2 separate regions of the Homo sapiens genome follow, and region 1 is linked to region 2. A link is a loop called in an ENCODE intact Hi-C map of the cell type or tissue named here. Cell type or tissue: A673. All regions are shown on one strand. Links, peaks and the distances in the headings refer to the core of each region. The heading gives the core; the rest is flanking DNA.

Region 1 (10,225 bases), core at 789-8,788, 700 kb after region 2:
AAATTGTTTTTTCTCTTCAGTACTGGTTTCCTGGTTTGAACAGGAAAAGAGAAAAAGAAAGGAGTGGAGAGGAGAAAGGAGGTCAGGTTTTATGGGCAGGAAGAGGAAAGAGAAAAGAAGGAAGGGAGGTTTATGAGCCTTCCAGCCACTGCACAGTACCCCTACCTCTCTTGTTTATCTCCTCTTAGGGAGAGCCTCAGCACCCTAGAACTGAAGGGTGTGGGATGAATCCCTCCCATTTCCTCAAGTCACCAGTCAAGGTAAACTGTTTCCAGCCAGAGGGAGCGAAGGGTGGTTTTGGCTGAGAAGAGTAGGGCTGTAGATGGCTTCTGAGATAATCAGGATGATGAAGTTGGAAAAAAGGGGAAAGAGAGAGAGAAAGAGAGACAAAGAGATCAGGGTGCACAAAGATCTCACACACGGACAAACAGGTGGTGTGCATCCAAACAAATCCCTGGTTAAGGGGCTGTGTAGACTCCGAAATCCCTCATTTCAGTTTCAAATGGCTCCCCCAGGCAACTGAGTCAGAACTGAGCAAAGGCCCAAGGGTGCAGCAAATACAAACAAAACCAATGCATAAAATGCTCATATAGTTTCACTGGCAGCCAAGTCTAAATAAAGCAGAGCCCCAGCGACACCCCAAAAGAGGCAGAAGGTGGTTGGGTACACTCTGACTAATGCACCTAGTTCCATAGTTTCTCAGCTTCTCCAGAGGTCACTTTCTTTGCACCAGTGAAGCATTGAAGGTAGCAGACACCATAGCAGGAAGAAAAGAGAGGATCCCTAAGACAAAAGAGTCTTGGCAGCTGCTGGGAAATTCCCTAATATCCTAGCCATGGGTCAGCTAGCCATCAGCAACTAGTATTCACAGGTGGCCCTATGCCCCATCTGATAGAAACCAGACTGGCAGGCTCAGGCCCTGGAGCATACAGCACTCACCATACGGGACACTAAAATTGTAACCAGCAATTGTAAGTGCTGATTGCATAGTTCAATTAACAAAAGCGAGGTCCAGTAGAGAGAAAGTGACTTCATTGACCAAAACTAATAATGGACAAGTGGCCAGATTCCCATCCAAAATAACCATGTCCAATTTCTAGGGAAAAGGCAGGGGGCTTTCAAAGGGAAACTTAATATGGGAGGCATGCAGGAGTTGTGCTGGTTACAAGGTCTGTGTGTCTTGTTTTGGTGTCTATCTTGGGTCTTTTGTGTTGTCCCATGTTGATGTTGGGGTTAATAAAGCCACTTTATGCCAGACCTTGCTCTTATTAATTGGACTCTGTAAGTGGCAAGCAGCCGGATTCCATTTGGTTACGACTGTATACTAATAGGTCGGTCTATCTATCTATGTATCTATGTATCTATGTATCTATGTATCTATCTATCTATCTATCTATCTATCTATCTATCTTATTTTATTTTTTTGAGAAAAATTTTTATTTTTTTGAGATGCAGACTAGCTATGTCACCCAGGTTAGAGTGCAGTGGCACAATCTCAGCTCACTGCAACCTCTGCCTCCCGGGTTCAAGCAATTCTTCTGCCTCAGCCTCCTGAGTAGCTGGGATTACAGGCACCTGCCACCATGCCTGGCTAATTTTTGTATTCTTTAGTAGAGACGGGGTTTCACCACATTGGCCAGGCTAGTCTTGAACTCCTGACCTCAAGTGATCCACCAGCCTCAGCCTCCCAAAATGGTGGGATTACAGGTGTGAGCCACCGTGCCTGGCTGGCTTGTCTATATTTGATAATTAAATTTGATGATTGACTTAAAAGTCAATAATATTTTTAAATAAAATGGTGTCAAAATTTATAAACTGTACTCAGATGTGCCAAAAATAAATTGCATTTTTAATTTTTTGGTAACCATTCTCATCTTGCTCTGAAGAATCCGTTACCATGTTAGGAAAGGGGATACCATGACAAAGGGAGACTTTAGGTAGCAAGTTATAAAGATGATTCCATACAGTTGAGCTCTACTGTATCTTTTGGGTAAATGTTTAGTCTTTCAGGGCTTCTCCTTTCTTCTTGTACCTTTCCAAAGCTTTTGGGTTAATGACTTTCAGTTTCAGTATGGGAGGGGGTTCCATCCCCTTTGGTAGACCGCATTTGCATAGAGATGAGGGTGTAAGGGAGACCTGTGTCAGGGCTGAGGAGGTTGGTAGTGGTATGTGCTAATACTCTTTCTCCTTAACTCTTCCACTAACTGTTATGTAGCAGCAGTTATTTCAGACCTGTGAAGAGCATTTAAAGTTGAAAAAGAAGCCATCTTTTTGCCCTCTACAAAGCCTGACTTTAAAGACTCGAAAAAGTTAGCTTTGGGCTTTGAATCTGAACAAAGACCTTTTAATTTTAGGCTGTATTCTTCTTTTTCCCCAGACATAAGGAAAATGCTTTGACTTTAATAGCTAAAAGGGTTTAGTGAAAGAAAACTGCTTAAGGTTAAGAGAAAATGCCTGAGAAGATAGCTAAATGTACATTGTTCCTTCAGCTTAGGAGTTAAGAGGATATGATTTCAAAGGCAGATAAAACTGGATTAAAAACCCGGTTCCCTTATTTATTAGCTCTGTCATCTTAAGAATGTTATTTGACATTGACATCTTTGAGCCTTGGTTTCCTCATCTTTGTAAAATAGGTGACTACATTTCTAAAATGAGGATTAAATTACTTAATGTATGTGAAGCATTGTGTGCTTTACACACGGCAGACACGTAAGTGATAGTTATTCAGCAGACTTCAGAATTGCTTTCAAAGGAAAAAAAATGAACATGACATTGGATAGGTTAGTAATGTTTAGGATATTTTATATACACATAAACATATATAAAATGTATAAATATATAAATATGTATTTCAAGTTTCCTTGGAACTTGAAATATATATATTTATGGATATGTATATGAAATATCATATATGAAATATATGGATATTATATATATGGGTATTTCAAGTTCCAAGGAAAGAAACATGTCCTGATATTCCCTCTAATTGAATTCATTGTAAGGATGCACAAGAAGTAAAAGAAAAAAGCAGGTGGGAAGTAGGGAAGAAGAGGAATTGCAGTAGTTGTGATAAGGTTTGGCTGTTTGGTAGCCTGAGTGTGAGTCTAATTCTTGCAGTCTGGAAAATCTTACTAACAGAAATACAGACTTAATAACTATTTCCTTCTAGTTGATCTGTATTGCCAATAAAGTCAAATATAGTAATAGAGTAAGATCAAGCTCATAATGTTATTTTAATGAATAAATGAGAGGTGGTGGGGTGATCTTGATTGTTTCTCCCTGTTTTTACTCAGGTAGTGAATGGAAAACCCGTTATGAGACACAACTTGAATTAAATGATGAACTAGAAAAGCAAATTGTTTATCTCAAGGAGAAAGTGGAAAAAATCCATGGAAACTCTTCAGGTACAAAACCAATCATATGTACATTTTATAATTTGAGTTAAAACTGATAAAACATTAAGTGCTCATATTTGATTTATTGTAGATAGACTATCTTCTATTCGTGTCTATGAACGAATGCCAGTGGTGAGTAGAAATGTGATTAAACACAAAGAATAATTGAAGGAAATTATGTCTATTTTTTCCAGACGTATTTCAAAGAGAAGTTTGAAGACTAGCGCAAGGTCCAAATAAACTGTTTTGTTCAAGGGATCTGTTTGAAGGACAACAAATAATTTTTGAGTAGCTATAGGTGGAGCACTAAGTTGCCAGCTATATTCACAGGTGTCCTGAAGAGCAGAGCATGTATAGATATTGCTTTTTGAATCACCGCCAACCTTCAGAGAAAGATATAGACAAATACTGTGTTTTTGCTAATAATGAATTGAGGAGAAATAAGTCCTTTTGCACGCTTGTTACTTTCAACCCAGACATGCCTTTATTTCCATATCTTGGAAAGTCAGGAATTTTTCTAACTCGAAAAATTGTTTTCCCATGTGCTGTCATAGAGTTATATCGCCCTCTTGTGGCATTTAGAAATAGTTGCTAGGGCTATGTTAAGCTTAGTGCCTTTTCTTAATTGCAGGTAGAATTTTATTACTACCTACTGGATATAAAATATTCTGTCTACCTGCTTCTTGATAACTGAGGCTCAGTCCTAGCTCAACAGAGTGGGTATCACCACCCTTGTGGAGAGTAGCAACAAGTGCTGGTATGACTTAGTAAAATACCTTAGGGCATATCTAAGGAGCGTTTAATTGGTTTTCTAACTACTACCTGAGACTCTGGAACATATTCATGTTGGAAAAAATACATTTATTTTCCTTGATGTATTTGTGTTATTTTTGAAGAAAATGTGGTTCTCTAAGAGATTTAATAATTTAGATCCAGAGACAGAGAATTATATTTCTCCACAGTAAAGGACTGAAGAAATATTAGCACAACGAAGAGTGGGACCACAGACCAAGCAGAAAGGAAAGAGAATGAAAGTTCAGTATAAACAGAACTGGTCCTCTCTATTCTCTGGACAGGTGCTTTCATGAGTGTTTGGTACTCATGAATCCAAGAGGGGTGTGTCTGAGCAGCAGAGATTAGAAATCTAATCAAGGAGTCAGCGATAGAAGTGTCCAATTACTAAGCAAAAAGCATTGGGATCCAACAATCCTATATCCAGTCAAGAGACCCTCTTAGCTAAGGACAAAACTAAGTCTTATTCTTTGATATAAAGAATAATATTTGTGAAATTCAGACATATAATTGTGTAATGCAGACATATTTTTGGCTTCCTGTTAAATTGACAATTAGGGAAAAGGGCTTAAATTAGTTGCTTTTGTGGGATAGAGTATGAATTCAAATACCATCTGTAAATTTCCCGATTCTTTATCCTTGTTGTGGATTGTTTAGTGTTTAGGAGTAATCTGTACAGACATACTTATGAAATTGATGTGTTAGTTTGAATACTAATTTTGAATAATTTCAAACTACAGATTTGCTTATGAGTAGCAAAAGGATGGGCACTCGTTGTTGACTAGTATATGTGTAATATTTTATATGTTATTTGACAAAAATGTATAAAATGTTATCTTTAAACTATATCATTAAAGTGGACTTCATTTTAATATAATTTTATCTCTCTTTTATTGTGGTAAATATACATAACTTAAAATTTACCATTCAGCATTTCTTTTTTTTTTGAGGGAGGGTCTCACTCTGTCACCCAGGCTGGAGTGTAGTGGTTCAATCTTGGCTCACTACAGCCTTTGCCTGCTGAGCTCAAGCAGTCCTCTCACCTCAGCCTCCTGAATAGCTGGGACTACAGGCTCATGCCACCATGCCTGGCTAATTATTGTATTTTTAGTAGAGACGAGGTTTCACCGTGTGTCCCAGGCTGGTCTCGAACTCCTGAGCTCAAGCAATCCACCTGCCTCGCCTCCCAAAGTGCTGGGATGACAGGTATAAGTCACCACACCCCGCCTGTTTCAGCCATTTTGAAATGTAAAGTTCAGTGTGATTTTAATATTTTAGAAAAAATTATTCACATAAGTGAGAGTGAAGCTTTAGTCTTTGTTCTGATAATAGGTTGGTGCCTCCAACTTTTTTTTTTCTTGAGGTTCACTTTTCTCCTCTGAAGGTAAGATACGTTATATTATCTTCTAAGTGTCTTTCAGTGGGGTAATTTATTAAAATTTTATTTTAGCATGATGTATCAAGGGTTGCATTTGGCAGAATGTAAGAGAAAGGTTTAAACAAGTAAAGTTTTTTTTTTCTCTTTTCTTTTTTTTCCTCATGTGACAGAAAGTATGAGGTTTGCAGTCCAGGGGTGGTGCAGTGGCTGTATAATGCCTTCAGGAATCCAGGCTTCCCCTAAGTTTCTACTCTGCCATCCATTTGTGAGTGGCTTTTGTCCTCGTGTTTAAAGATGGCTGCTTCGCCTTCTCAGCTGCTTCACGTTATCATTCAAAAAAAGACATAGGTGAAGGAGAAATGGTAAAGGTGAAAGCCGGTCACGTCTACTCCCCTTCAAAGAGCTTTCTAAGATGCTGCACCCAGTAATTCCCCTTGACATTTCATTGGGAGTTAGAACTGTATCATATGGGCACCTTCGTGTGCATGACAGGCTAGGAAATATAGTGTTTTACTGAATATACAGGAAGAAGAGAAGAGTGGATTGTGAGCGTACAGTTGGCTGTATCTGCCACACACAAAGTCATTTAAAGTGAAGGCATTTCATTTTATGTATTCATTCAATTCATTCATACATATTCGTTCAACATGTATTCAGCTGATATTATTTGGAAAATAAAAGGTATAGAAAAAGAATATCATAAAATCAAACATATCCACTGTAGACAGTTCTGTTTTTAGTAATTTTTGTATGCATACATATTGATTAAAAAGAACAACCAAATAAATAAGTCAGCCAACAAACAAAGTGAAAAAGGATTACAGCTAGTTTTTATTGTTGTTTAAAATATAATTATAACCTTACCGCATGGACAGTTTTGAATCCTATGCTAATTGGGGTAATTAAGTCAATTATTTCATATGTTATGTTCTCTTCATGTGCATTTTTCAATGATATATTATGTTCCATTGTGTTGGAATGTGAATGTTCAATTACTTTTCCCTATAACTGGGTATTTTAGGTTGTTTCTGGTTTTAATTTTGAGTTGAAACCCACAGAGTGTATTATGGCAAACAACTCCATATTCTAGTATTTATAAATCTTCAGATCTTTGTCCCTTTTTGACTTTAAATGTTTTAATGAAAACAATTTATAGAGTTGAGATCCCTTTTATTCTCCTCCCTGTCTTCTTTTTGTTTCCTTTTTATAGGCAAGGACTACCATGAATTTGGTATATATTATTTCAGTTTATTTTTAATATCTCTCTACATGTTGTATGTATAAAAATGCATATAAAAAGTATCATACTGTGCATATCATTCTTTTACTCATTATTTAATTCCATTCATGTTAATAAAGATCTAGTAAATTTTATCAGTTGTATAGTATTTCATTATATGTGTATATCCTTAGTATATTTACGTACATCATGAATTACGTAAATTAGCCTATTTACGTACATCATGAATTTTTCAAAATCTCACTATGACAAGCATTGCCACAGTGAATATCTTTATATGTGTCTTTCAGTGCAAAGTGTTCCTCTAGGCTTAGCAAACTTTTCTGTAGATGGATAAATAGTAAATATTTTCAGCATTGCAGTTGTATGATCTCTGATCTTTGTTGTAGCTATTCAACCCTGCTGCTGTAGTATAAAGGGAGCCATAGACAACACCTAATTGGTGGGCTGTATTCTAAAAAATCTTGGTTTACAAAAACAGGCAGAAGCTGAATTTGATCTTTAGGTTATAGTTTGCCAGCCTCTGCTTTAAGGCAGTGATCCATAAACTTTGGTAGGTTATGGAATCACCTAGGGCACTTCATAAAAATACAAAGGCCAAGTCCTGTCCTTCAACCTACTTGCCACCTCTATATTTTTATTAACTCTTCAGGTAATTCTAATAAAAAAGTTTGAGAACCACTGCTTCAAGTATACATGTTCTTAGAAGTGGAATTTTAAAATCATAAGATAGGTAGATTTTCAAATTATTATAAAGTATTTCTGGGTCAGTCTGTCTAAAGACACCCCAGCTCTACAGTTAGTTCAGTATGTCTGGAATAAATAAGAGGGATGATGAGCGATGAAGCTGGAAATAATATGCAGGGGCTAAATAATAAAGGGTTTGGTATTCATGGTAGGGAGTGTGAATTTTTTTTGTATATGATAAGAAGCTATTGAAATATTTTATATAGAGGTTGAAAGATCCTCCCACCCCCACCCCAACCACCATGAAGAAAGGATTCCTCAGGGTGGGTTAGAATTGAATCAGAGAAACCAGCTAGGATGCTTTTGTCGTAGTCTAGGTAAGGGAAGGTGGGTTTTTTTTTAGCTTGGGCAGTATTATATGGGGATGGAGCAGAGGAGACAGATTAAAGATCTATTTAGGAATGAGGATTTCATGAATACTTAGATATTGGGTAAGACTGCAAGAGAATTTAATGACAATTGAGAGTTTTGGCTTGAATAACTTCATGGATTACAATGAACAGGATAATAGAAATTGAAATTAGGATGTTAGGAAATGGTAAGTTTAGTTTTGTTTGTGTGTATTACACAGGTGATAGTGGTTTGGAAGCAACTGAAAATAGTTTTGGATTATGGAAAGTTGCTTCTCTGAAAACAGAGATCACCAAGTCATAAGTGTCACATGCAGTCATGAAACTACAAGGGATTGCTCAGGAAAAATATGCAGTCTGAAAAATAGAATTGAGGTTGAAACCCTGGGGAATGCTGACATTTAAAGTGTTAGGAGGCAATTTAGGGAATATTATTGAGAAGGAAAAATATTGAGAAAGGATGGGGGGACAACTGGAAGAATGGTATCACAGAAGTCAAGAAGGGGAAGGCTTTATGAATGTTCAGGAAAAGAATGTTCTAGAAAATTCTGCTGTAGGAGAGGATAAAACACGTTGTCCAGAGTTCAGGCAAATTATTCAAAAGCGAAGAAAGAAGTGCCAATTAGAGGCTAGGACATAGGAGAAAATGTGATGTGGTGTGTAGTGGAAGAGTAGGGGTGAGAAAATGTACTGAGTATAACCTATTTTCCCTCGAAACGTAGGTTTTGGAATCAGACCATCATGGCTCAAATTCAGACTATGGGACACTGAGGAAGTTATTTCATCTCTCTGAGGCTTAATTTCCTCATCTGTGAAATTGAGTTAATTAAACTCTCATGCAGGGTTACTGTGAAGATTATTAGAGATAGATAAAACAAATAACATAGTGCCTGACATAGTAAGCTCTGTTAGTTCCTGTTCTGTTTTCCCTTGATAAAGGAAAAGTACTATTTTATTAAAACAAGTCTGTTGTGAAATTAACCCCAATCAACTTGGAAGGGATAAGCATAAGGCCCAAAGATGTGCAATCTGTTTTCACTTATTAAGCTGTGCTGTTATATAAGTTGTGAATCTTCTGAATCTTTTGGTACCTTCTCAAAACTATAATAGAATTCATTAGATATTTAACATCTTTTTTTTTTTTTTTTTGAGACGGAGTCTTGCTCTGTTGCCCAGGCTGGAGTGCAATGGCACGATCTCGGGTCACTGCAACGTCAGCTTCCCGGGTTCAAGCGATTCTCCTGCCTCAGCCTCCCGAGTAGCTGGGATTACAGGTGCCTGCCACCACGCTCAGCCAATTTTTGTATTTTTAGTGGAGATGGGGTTTTGCCATGTTGGCCAGGCTGAACTCCTGACCTCAGGTGATCCGCCTGCCTCAGCCTCCCATTACAGGCGTGAGCCACCTCACCCAGCTGATATTTAACCCTCTTAATAAAAAGTGCAGAACCTTTACTTCCCTTGAGCTAGTTGGGTGTACATTTTCTAGTCTCTAACATGTGCATTCACCAAAACGGGACTTAGTGCCTACCTGAAATTCCTTCCAAGAATTTCCAGGTATGTTCAGCAAAGACCTGTAGCCATATTAATATATATTAAAGGTATATTCTTTTTTAATTTTAATGTTTAAGTTCTGGGGTACATGTGCAGGATGTGCAGGTTTGTTACATAGGTAAACATGTGCCATGGTGGTTTGCTGCACCTATCAACCCATCACCTAGGTATTAAGTCCAGCATGCATTAGCTATTTTTCCTAATGCTCTCCACTCCCCCACCCTACCCCCTGACAGGCCCCAGTGTGTGTTGTTCCCCTCTCTGTGTCCATGTGTTCTCAATGTTCAGGCCCCACTTATAAGTGAGAACATGGGGTGTTTGGTTTTCTGTTCCTGCATTAGTTTACTGAGGGAAATGGCTTTCAGCTCCATCCATATCCCTGCAAAGGATATGATCTCTTTCCTTTTTGTGGCTGCATATTATTCCATGGTGTATATGTACCACATTTCCTTTATCCAATCTATCATTGATGGGCATTTGGGTTGATTCCATGTCTTTGCTATTGTGAATAGTGCTGCTTAATGTATACTTTTATATACATTATGTATGTATACTAATGTATATTAAAAGTATACGTTCTGAGGATTTCCCCAGAAATTTGGTAGGTCTGGAGTAAGGCCTGGACATTTGTATTTTTTTGGCAGACCTCACAATAGGCTCTATTACAGAGCACAACTTAAGATCAACAGATATAGGGGATGTATATCCCTCAGAGAAAGATGTGGAATACAGCCTTGCTTGTGATAAGTTACTGTAATGGCTCTTATCAACA
Region 2 (10,225 bases), core at 1,075-9,074:
GCCTCCCAAGTAGCTGGGACTACAGGCATGTGCCACTATATCAGGCTAATTTTTTAAATTTTTTTGTAGAGATGGAGTCTCACTGTATTGCCCAGACTGGTCTCAAACTCCTGAGCTCAAGCAATCCTTCCACCTCAGCTTCCCAAAGTGCTAGGATTGTAGTAGGTGTGAGTCATCTCACCTAGCCTTTTGCATTTGTTCTAATGGGTGTGATTAAAAAGACATCACAGATACTAACTAGTTAGCTTATTATACCATAGAATAAATGATCTGATTTCTCTCTACATTTGTATATGTCTTACCTATAGTCACACTATGTTGTGTTATCAAAGCAATTTTACTATATCAAACCATAAATATATTTGCACGTAAGAAATAAGGAATTCACTCAAATACATCAGAGAAATTAAAAGTTGATGTGCAGTTTATTTCTGTATGAAATATGCACTCATGGAGCCATAATTTGCACAAAAGACCAGCCAATTCAGAATTGAATGGCATAATTTTGCTGTTTCAAATACCGCAAATGGCATAACATAACATTTGGATTTATGCATAATTCTTAAAGTTTATTGACACTTTTTATTTCTTTAATTAATTTAGTAAACTTTAGATCCTATAATAAATGATACTAAAGACCTGTGCATTTCACAGCATATCTATATATTAGAATGTTTAATCTGTCTATAAACATGTTCTTTATATGTGGTTCTAAGTAGCCCGTAATTCATTTTAAGCATCATGACACGATAAACATATAATATGTATGATACGTACTGTCCGTTTTTTATTCTTTGTGATGCAGAATATCTTTAATTTGTCCAAACCTATTTTATTATCTTGGTATTTTCCAAGATATTTGTAGTATGACTTCACAAAGTTTTTAAAATAATGAAGATAGGCAATAGGTTCATTTGAGAAGATCTTAATATACAGGTAATTTGTTTTCAGTGAACTCTGGCCTCCTTCAGCCATCTCATACCTCATCTTTCACTCTTAGGTATTTTAAGTAGAACAGACTGAAGTGTCATTGAATTTAACCTGAGTTTTAACCAATTTTCTTTGACTTGAAATTTTAAAATACAGGGTATATTCAGTTCTCGAGGAGAAAAGATCCTTATGGCAGATGCTGATGGAGCCACAAAGTTTCCAGATGTTGAGAAATTAGAAAAGGGGCTAAATGATCTACAGCCTTGGCCTGTGAGTATAAGAATGTAGTTTAAATAACATTCAGTCAAGAATGCAGGAGAGCTAAAGTAAAGTTAAAGGAGAGTTTACCTATCAGTTTAAAAACTGAGTGTTTTTGGTATGAAATCCTTATACAAATGGTACAGCCCCATAGAGGAACTGATCATTTTGTTACAAATATTGTCTGATTTTATGAGATTCACTTGACAATTACTTATTTAATATTGTGACCATTTCTCTCTCTTGGTTTCTGATTGCTTCTACCCAAGTTTTAATATTTATTGTGCATATTCAATTAAGACTTTTATTTAAAAGTATAGCCTGAATTCCAGGTAAAGATGTGAAATGAAGCTGGATCACAGAATCCAGTTTTTGATGAAACAAACAAAATCACAAGCAGCAATCACTCAAAAAGGATTATTTGAAACTTCACACCATAACTTCAAAAAGTGGAGGTTGAGGAAAGAAATAAAATCCTAGTACCATTCCTACCTTTTAAAAGCCATTTAGAGAAATAAGATGAATTTGGCAAACGCTCAGGATCCTGAGCGTTTGCCAAATACTTCCCAATCTGGAAAAAATGAATAAGAGAATGAAAAAGCACCCTTGGACAACATCAAACAATATACCTACCATCACACAATATGTCAAACAATATACCTACCACCACACAATACGTCAGAATTTCAGCAGAAGCAAGAAAACTTGCTGAGGTCTGCCATTTTTCAGGACTGTAAGCTGAATTGGGGACACAGATCCATGTGACTAGATCCTTTCCTGGATGGAGTGTACCTTGTTCAAGACACTCGACAAAATCTCACAAGACCAGGGAACCCAAGTAACCAACAAAGCCACGTAGAGCTCCAGGGGAGGGTCCCTCCTCCCTGCCTTCCCACCGTCTACCCTCAAGTCCAGATATAATACTCAGGCCTTGAAATTCTAGTTTAGAGGGGGAAGAGATACAGGTACATCAAGGAGAATGTTCATTTACTGTAGGAGAGCTGCCCATGTTAATCATGACAAAATAAAAGAAAGAAATGGCAATCACACCAACATATAATTACACAAAAAAGAATTAAAGTTGCATACAAAAGATTTAAGACAGTGTAATCCAAGGAAAAGGACAAAATTACATGCAAGTATTCTGGCTAAAGAAATAAAACAATGAAAATAAGAATTTAGCAACACAGGTCTTCAAAGGTAAGATGACAAAACAACAAAATGGTATTAAAAGAAAAATTACAGGCCAGGTTTACATGCCTGTAATTCCAGCACTGTGGGAGGCCAGGGCAGGAAGATCACTTGAGGCCAGGAGTTTGAGCCCAGCCTGGGCAACATAACAAGACCCCATCTCTGTAAAAATAAGAGAAAAATTAACAGGGTGTGGTGGTGTATGCGTCTAGTCCCAGCTACTTAGGAGGCTGAGGCAGGAGGATCATTTGAGCCCAGCAGTTTGAGGTTATAGTGAGCTGTGATTGCCCCACCGCACTCCAGCCTCAGTGACAAAGCAAGAGCCTGTCTCAAAAAAAAAAAAAAAATTACAGAACTAAGGAAACAAATTGAGACCAAAATAAGATGAATATGTAAAACTATCTATGAATGAAATAGACCTAGTTTAGAACTGAATATTATTACATATTTATTAAGATCCTGTTATAGCAAAAACCAAACCAAACAACACAAAAAGGTAAACATATAAGGCCCCCCCAAATTTAATAATAATTACAGAAAAACTCACTGCATATCCTTCTAGAAATAAATATTTATTTAATTCCACACTTTGTGAAGTATATTTCTCCCCCACCATCATCCATCCCCATCCCTTGTATTTCTAGCTGTTTTTTTTGTTTTTTTCTAGGTGTTTTTTGTTTTTTTAAGATTCTAAGTGAATCAACTAATATAATTCTTAAGAGAATTAGCTGTAAAGATATTCATACCATTGCTCTTCAGACAAGTAGCACTAGCTGCATGTGTCTATTTAAATTTAAATAAAATGAAAATTTAGTTCCTCAGTTTCATTGGCCACATTTAAATTACTTGTTGCTAAAAGCTACCTTTTTTTTTTTTAAAGGAGATAAGGTCTTACTGTGTTGCCCAGGCTGGACTCAAACTCCATCCTCCTGCCTCAGCTTCCTGAATAGCTGGGACTACAGAAGTGAGCCACCATGCCCCGCTTGTTGTATAGCATTTCCATCATCACAAAAAGTTCTCTGGCTTATAACATGATATGAATTTATTGTTGGATATGTTGTAGTTCACTCTTACTAAAAAAGTATTTCATGTCCAACATCTTAGTAAATCATGATAGGCTAAAAGGAAAATCTCATTCATAAAGTTACTTGGTGTGATTTCCTGATTTTCTCCAGAGGACCCCAAGAGAAACTTGATAAATATTTCCCTTGCATTATCTTTCTAGAGGGAGTCACTCAGTGGGAGGGAGGGCATAAGGCATCAGATTTTTAGCAGCTGATTTTGTCATTCAGCAGTAGGGCAAAGATAATTTAAATGATTTTGCTGATGTTAGGGAGTGAACCAAACAATAAAACAAAAATCTGAACTTTATTCTTATAAATCTAGTTCCTTTATACTACTCTGTAAAGAAAAGGAGTTCTGATGCCATATTTTTTCCTTATCATAATCCCATTTACTACACTGTTACTAGAAATGTTAAGTTTTAAAGAATTAAAGCATGTGATTATCATTAAGCTATTAATTCGTAGCCTTGGTTTTACAGCACCTTAAAGTATCCCTAATTATTTAAGTGTCCCAGCTCAATTGAATTAATTTGAATTAAATTTAGTAAGTTTTATTAATATGCATCATGTAATACTCTTTGCAGGAGGTGGAAAGGAGGCAAATAAATGATAGGTGGTTAAAGTTACAAAATTCATAGTTTTTGGATCCACCCAGTGAAAAATATGGTTCTGACAAAGCTTATAAACAGCCAGTCATTGCTCTCAGAAAACTTACATTCTGAAGTTGACATGCATAGAGAAATTAGAAGAAATCTTCTTACTTATGTAATTCAGGTGTTAGAGAACTTTTTCTGTAAAGGACCATATAGTAAATATTTCAGCTTTAAAGCCAGTCAGCCTCTGTGGCAGCTGCTCAACGCTCTATTGTAGCATGAAAGTAGACATAGATAAAATACATCCTTTATTTACACAAATAAGCAGCAGATCAGATTTGGGCTACAGGCTATAGTTTGCTGACTCTTAAATCTAATTTAATCATTTATCCAATATTGGAAAGTTTTTACAACTACCTAGTGATCTTTCAGCCTCTACTGCATAGCTCTAGTGATGCTTAAGCAGCTCATTCTGTCTCAGCTCAGCTGTGAAGTTCCTCTAGACACCAAATGCAAATATGTCTCCTTTTAATCACCCCCTTCCATTGTTTCTGTCTTCTGTAGCTACACAAAATTATCTACTCCACTTCTTTGTGACAGCCCTTCAGAGAGTCAAAGCTGTTTTCCATGTGTATTCTCTGTTTTAGGCTGTCAGTTCTTACGGTTTTTGTTGTTGTTGTTTGTTTGTTTGTTTGTTTTTGAGACAGAGTCTCGCTTTGTCATCCAGGCTGGAGTGCAGTGGCGCAATCTCAGCTTACTGCAAGCTCCGCCTCCCGGGTTCACACCATTCTCCTGCCTCAGCCTCCCCAGTAGCTGGGACTACAGGCGCCTGCCACCATGCCCGGCTAATTTTTTTTTGTATTTTTAGTAGAGACAGGGTTTCACCGTGTTAGCCAGGATGGTCTCTATCTCCTGACTTCGTGATCCACCAGCCACGGCCTCCCAAAAGTGCTGGGATTACAGGCATGAACCACTGCGCCTGGCCCAGTTCTTACAGTTTTTAAACATAGCATATTTTTTTCTTATAATTTTCCACTGAAGATGTGTCTGTTCGTGTGGATTTGGTTTCCACATTACATTGTTACTTCGTACAGGTATTGCCAACTCTTTTTCCTGTTCATTGCCTTTGAACTTTGTCTCTCCATCTCTATACTGGTGTGGATTTCTTTCTGTGTTCTTTTGCTTTGTTTTCAGGAATGGAATTGTGGCTAGTTATCTCAACTTCAACTTGTTAGATTTCTGTGTCTAAAAGTGTAGGTTCTTGTTCTATCTTAGGGCAATAGCTGTTTTCTCAATTCATTTAAGCCACAAATTTGATAAGCATGCCTTGCATGTATTTCCCTAAGCCCTAATAAAAATAGCGACTGAAATAGTTCAGAAAATAATGAAACAGGAACGTGGGTTTTGTAGTCAAGTCCTATAATTACGTGACTGTCTCACTAGATGGCAGTCATTAGCTTAAATATCTTTTACAATATTGCTTTGACCATTTAAGTCATTTCTTTAGTACGTTTTACAGTGGTTTCTAATGTCTTCTTTCTTAGCTGATTTTTTTTTAATGACTACAAAAAGAAATTTATTACTACTTGCTTGTATTTCCTCTTAGAGTAACCAGGTTACATGTTCTGGTTCTGATGATTCTTATACAAAGTCATCTTACAAAAGTTGCCTACAATTTCTTTTCTGATAATAAGTGCTCCTGTAAGGTTTTAAACTACATGTATATAATTTAAGTAGAGCTTTGTATAATACATACAAATAAAATAGGGCATTTACATTTTCATACTAAAAATTTTATTTTATTTTATTTTATTTTTGAGACAGGGTCTCCCTGTGTCACCTGGGTTGGAGTGCAGTGGCTCAATCTCAGCTCACTGCAACCTCTGCCTCTTGGGCTTAAGCGATTCTCGTGCCTCAGCCTCCCGAGTAGCTGGAATTACAGGCACGCACCACCACGCCAGGCTATTTTTTGTGTTTTTTGGTAGAGATGGGGTTTCACTGTGTTGGCCAGGCTGGTCTCAAACTCCTGGCCTCAAGTGATCTGCCTGCCTCGGCCTCCCAAATTGTGGGGATTAGGAGCATGGGCCACCACGCTCAGCCAAAACTTTCATTTATATTTTACTTGTATTTTCTTTTCCCACATCTTTGTTTTTTAATATGCAAAGCTTTCCTCTCAGATTTTCAGTTTCCTAACTGGTAGTTAGTCTACCTCTTTTTAAAAATATGCTTGTTTTTTAGTAATTTTTCTAAGCAAAGTATATGCTGGCCAGGCACAGTGGCTCACATCTGTAATCCCAGCGCTTTGAGAGGCCATGGTGGGAGGATCGTTTGAGGCCAGGAGTATGAGACCAGCCTGGCCAACATAGCGAAATCCCGTCTCTACTAAAAATTAGCCAGGTGTCGTAGCGCACACCTGTAAGCCCAGCTACTCGGGAAGCTGAGGCATGAGAATCACTAGAACCTGGGAGGCAGAGGTTGCAGTGAGTCGGGACTGCGCCACTGCACTCCACCTTGGTCAACAGAGAGAGACTCTGTCTCAAAAAATAATAAAAAATTTTTTCAAAAAATAATCCCAAAGTATATGATGATCACTTGTTCAGTTGCTTAACTTTTCTAAATAGAATCAAAAATCCCTAACAGGCAAAATAAATGCTAAAAAGTGTGTATTTCATGATCATAGAGTCATTTCTCAGGCTGTGACTTAGGTTTTAAATTATTTTATTTATTTTTTATTATTATTTTTTGAGACAAGGTCTCATTCTGTCACCCAGCCTGGAGTGCAGTGATGCGATCTTGGCTCACTGCAACCTCTGCTTCCAGGGTTCAAGCAAATCTCATGTGTCAACCTCCCGAGTAGCTGAGAGTGCATGTGCAAACCACCATGCCTGGTTAATTGTTTGGTATTTTTAGCAGATGAGGTTTCACCATGTTGCCGAGGCTGGTCTTGAACTCCTGACCTCAAGCAGTCAGCCCTCCTTGGCCCCCAAAGTGCTGGGATTACAGGCTGAGTCACCACGCCTGGCCCTTAAATTCTGATTTAGACATAGCTCTAACAAGCTGAGTTTTTAGTTTTTTAAGCCCACAGATGACTAGAATTAATGGATATGAAAAAGATACGGAGAAAAATTACATTAAGAAGAACCATAGGAAGCAGATCTTAACTACACGCACAACTCAGTCTGGAGTGCTGGGTTGCTTACTAATGACCCTGAATGCTCTTCTATCTCTAATATAGTAATCCTTGGCCAGTTCTAGTTTTGTATACCAATGATTCATATCTGCGTGCATGGTTTGGTTCCTTAAAAGAATGTGACAGTTAGTCCTTCTCCCTTTTTTTGTGGACCATGTGAGCAAGTCTAAGAAGCTGGTATGTTTGTTTCACCCTCTCAATATATGGGTAGAAAAGCAGGCTTCCAAAAGAGAACTCAACCTCCAAAGTCATTTGTTTTAGACACCATAACTCTGAGGTAGTGATTAAAATGAGGAAATGTGGCCGGGCACAGTGGCTCATCCCTGTAATACCAGCACTTTGGGAACCTGAGGACAGGCGTTTGAGACCAGCCTGGCCAACATGGTAAAACCCCATCTCTACTAAAAATACAAAAACTTAGCCATGCATGGTGGCACACACCTGTAGTCCCAGCTACTCAGGAGGCCGAAGCAGGAGAATAACTTGAGCCCAAGAGGTGGAGGTTGCAGCGAGCCAAGATCGTGCCACTGCACTCCAGCCTGAGCTACAGAGCAAGACTCCATAATTAATAAATAAATAAGGAAATGTATGTCAGGTGTTTAGCATGTGTTCAGCACTCAACCAGTACCTGTAATTATTAACATTCATCTTTTTTTCTTTTTTTTTCCTTTTTTTTTTTTTAATTGAGACCAAATCTCACTCTGTCACCCAGGCTGGAGTGCAGTGGCACAATCTCAGCTCACTGCAGCCTCTGCCTCCTGGGTTCAAGTGATTCTCCTGCCTCAGCCTCCCAAACAGCTGGGATTACAGGCATCCACCACCAGGCCCGGCTAACTTTTTTTGTATTTTTAGTAGAGGTGGGGTCTCACCATGGTGGCCAGGGCTGGTCTTGAACTCCTGACCTCAAGTGATCCTCTCACCTGGGCCTCCCAAAATGCTGGGATTACAGGCGTGAGCCACCACGCCCGGCTAACATTCATCTTTGTGCTTGATATTTTTTCATCAGATCCAATTCTGTTACTGTTTATGATTGTTAATATAAATTAGCTATATCTCTATCTATTCCTTTTCTCCAGTAAATTGTGTGAAAATATTTAACTTAAAAAGTACTGAGGACCGGGCACAGTGGCTCACGCCTGTAATCCCAGCATTTCAGGAGACTGAGGCATGCGGATCACCCGAGGTCAGGAGTTTGAGACCAGCCTGGCCAACGTGGCAGAACCCCATCTCTACTGAAAATATAAAAATTAGCTGGGTGTGGTGGCACGTGCCCATAATCCCAGCTACTTGGGAGCTGAGATAGGAGAATCTCTTGAAGCCAGAAGGCGGAGGTTGCAGTGAGCTGAGATTGTGCCACTGCACTCCAGCCTGGGTGACGGAGTGAGATTCCGTCTCAAAAAAAAAAAAAAAACAAAGGTGGGGCGCAGTGACTCATGCCTATAATCCCAGCACTTTGGGAGGCCGAGGCGGGTGGATCATGAGGTCAGGAGATGGAGACCATCCTGGCTAACATGGTGAAACCCCGTCTCTACTAAAAATACAAAAAATTAGCCGGGCATGGTGCCACGTGCCTGTAATCGCAGCTACTCGGGAGGCTGAGGCAAGAGAATCGCTTGAACCCAGGAAGTGGTTGTTGCAATGAGCCGAGATCTTGCCACTGTACTCCAGCCTGGGCAACAGAGTGAGATTCCATTAAAAAAAAAAAAAAATACTGAGAAAGATTTTGATTGATTTAGCATTTCTTGCTAGAAGATAATATATACTTTACTTCTTACCACCGTTTTTGTTTTTTTTTTTTTTTTTTTTTTTTGGAGACAGTCTCACTCTGTCGCCCAGGCTAGAGTGCAGTAGCATGATCTCAGCTCACTGCAACCTACACTTCCCGAGTTCAAGCAATTCTCATGCCTTAGCCTCCCAAGTAGCTGGGAATACAGGTGTGTGCCACCATGCCTGGCTGATTTTTGTATTTTTAGTAGAGACGGGGTTTCACCATGTTGGCCAGGCTGGTCTTGAACTCATGGCCTCAAGCGATTCCCCTGCCTCAGCCTCCCAAAGTGCTGGGAGTATAGGCATGAGCCACTGCACCTATTTTTTTGTTTTTTTAAATGAGTTGGGATCTCCTTCTGTTGCCCAGGCTGGGGTGCAATGGTGCCATCATGACTCAGCCACAATCCTCTTACCTCAGCCTCCCTAGTGGCTAGGACTACAGGCACATGCCACCACACCTGCCTCACTTATTAAAAGCCAACTGTCATAGTAACTTAAATACTCATTTTAAAAAACCATGGGAAATTCAGTTATACTCCAAAAGAGGTTTAAAAGAAAGAGACTCCATGTCTACAGACATTTTCTAACATGGGCAGTTTTTAAAACAAAGATATCTTTCATTTCTGAAGAACAGCTAACTTTTTGAAAAAATGTTTAGATTAATTCTACCTGATAGTGAGATTGGTATCAGGGATTCAGCTCTTACATCAGAATTCTTCAGATACACAAAACTCTTAAAAGCTCTTGGGGACTTATGCTGAGATAAAAACGAGATTTGTAAAAGAAAGTTTTTTGGATTTTGATTTGTTTTTAGTTAAATTACATGGTATTTTAACTCTACTCATGAATCTTTGAAATGGAGAAGTATGTTCTTTTTTATGTATTACTCAATAGTGTTGTTGCTCTTTTCAAGTTTAAAGTTAAAACTGATTTGCCATATGCTATTTGAACTTTTAACATGCTTCCTCTCTAAGAAAATCATTCTCTCCCTTTCTGCACAAAGTACCTCTACCAGAAAAACAAGGGAATAAATTATTTTACTACTAAATAGTAGGCAAAGTATATAACACAATTTTTTTTTTTCCTGAGACAGAGTCTCGGTCTGTTGCCCAGGCTGGAGTGCAGTGGTGCGATCTCGGCTCACCGCAACCTCTGCCTCCCAGGTTCAAGCGATTCTCCTGCCTCAGCCTCCCAAGTAGCTGGGACTACAGGCGCTTGCAACCACAGCCGGC

The links. Peaks named below come from ENCODE experiments on the same cell type or tissue, not always from the same donor. Only the 100,000 strongest peaks of a DNase experiment are listed, where the experiment ranks them.
Region 1: a loop joins it to region 2, with 9 times the contacts of the local background. A loop is called at or near these places in 12 of 110 quality-filtered maps.

The regions. Positions count from the first base shown.
Region 1 is chr13:36,276,771-36,286,995 of GRCh38, reverse strand. CCDC169-SOHLH2 (CCDC169-SOHLH2 readthrough) reads left to right here. Exons shown (of 16, transcript NM_001198910.2): 2 at 3,294-3,404. The coding sequence starts at 3,390. CCDC169 (coiled-coil domain containing 169) reads left to right here. Exons shown (of 8, transcript NM_001144981.3): 3 at 3,294-3,404; 4 at 3,487-3,527. Among named protein-coding and RNA genes, the nearest start is that of CCDC169, 16 kb to the left of the region's middle. RefSeq lists a silencer at 10,210-10,225. In A673, for the core only: a CTCF peak has its summit at 3,974 (motif pointing left); a DNase peak (open chromatin) is centred at 3,935; H3K27ac peaks cover 497 bases.
Region 2 is chr13:36,976,602-36,986,826 of GRCh38, reverse strand. ALG5 (ALG5 dolichyl-phosphate beta-glucosyltransferase) reads left to right here. Exons shown (of 10, transcript NM_013338.5): 6 at 1,087-1,200. Among named protein-coding and RNA genes, the nearest start is that of ALG5, 18 kb to the left of the region's middle. In A673, for the core only: a CTCF peak has its summit at 5,455 (motif pointing right); a DNase peak (open chromatin) is centred at 5,486; H3K27ac peaks cover 2,826 bases.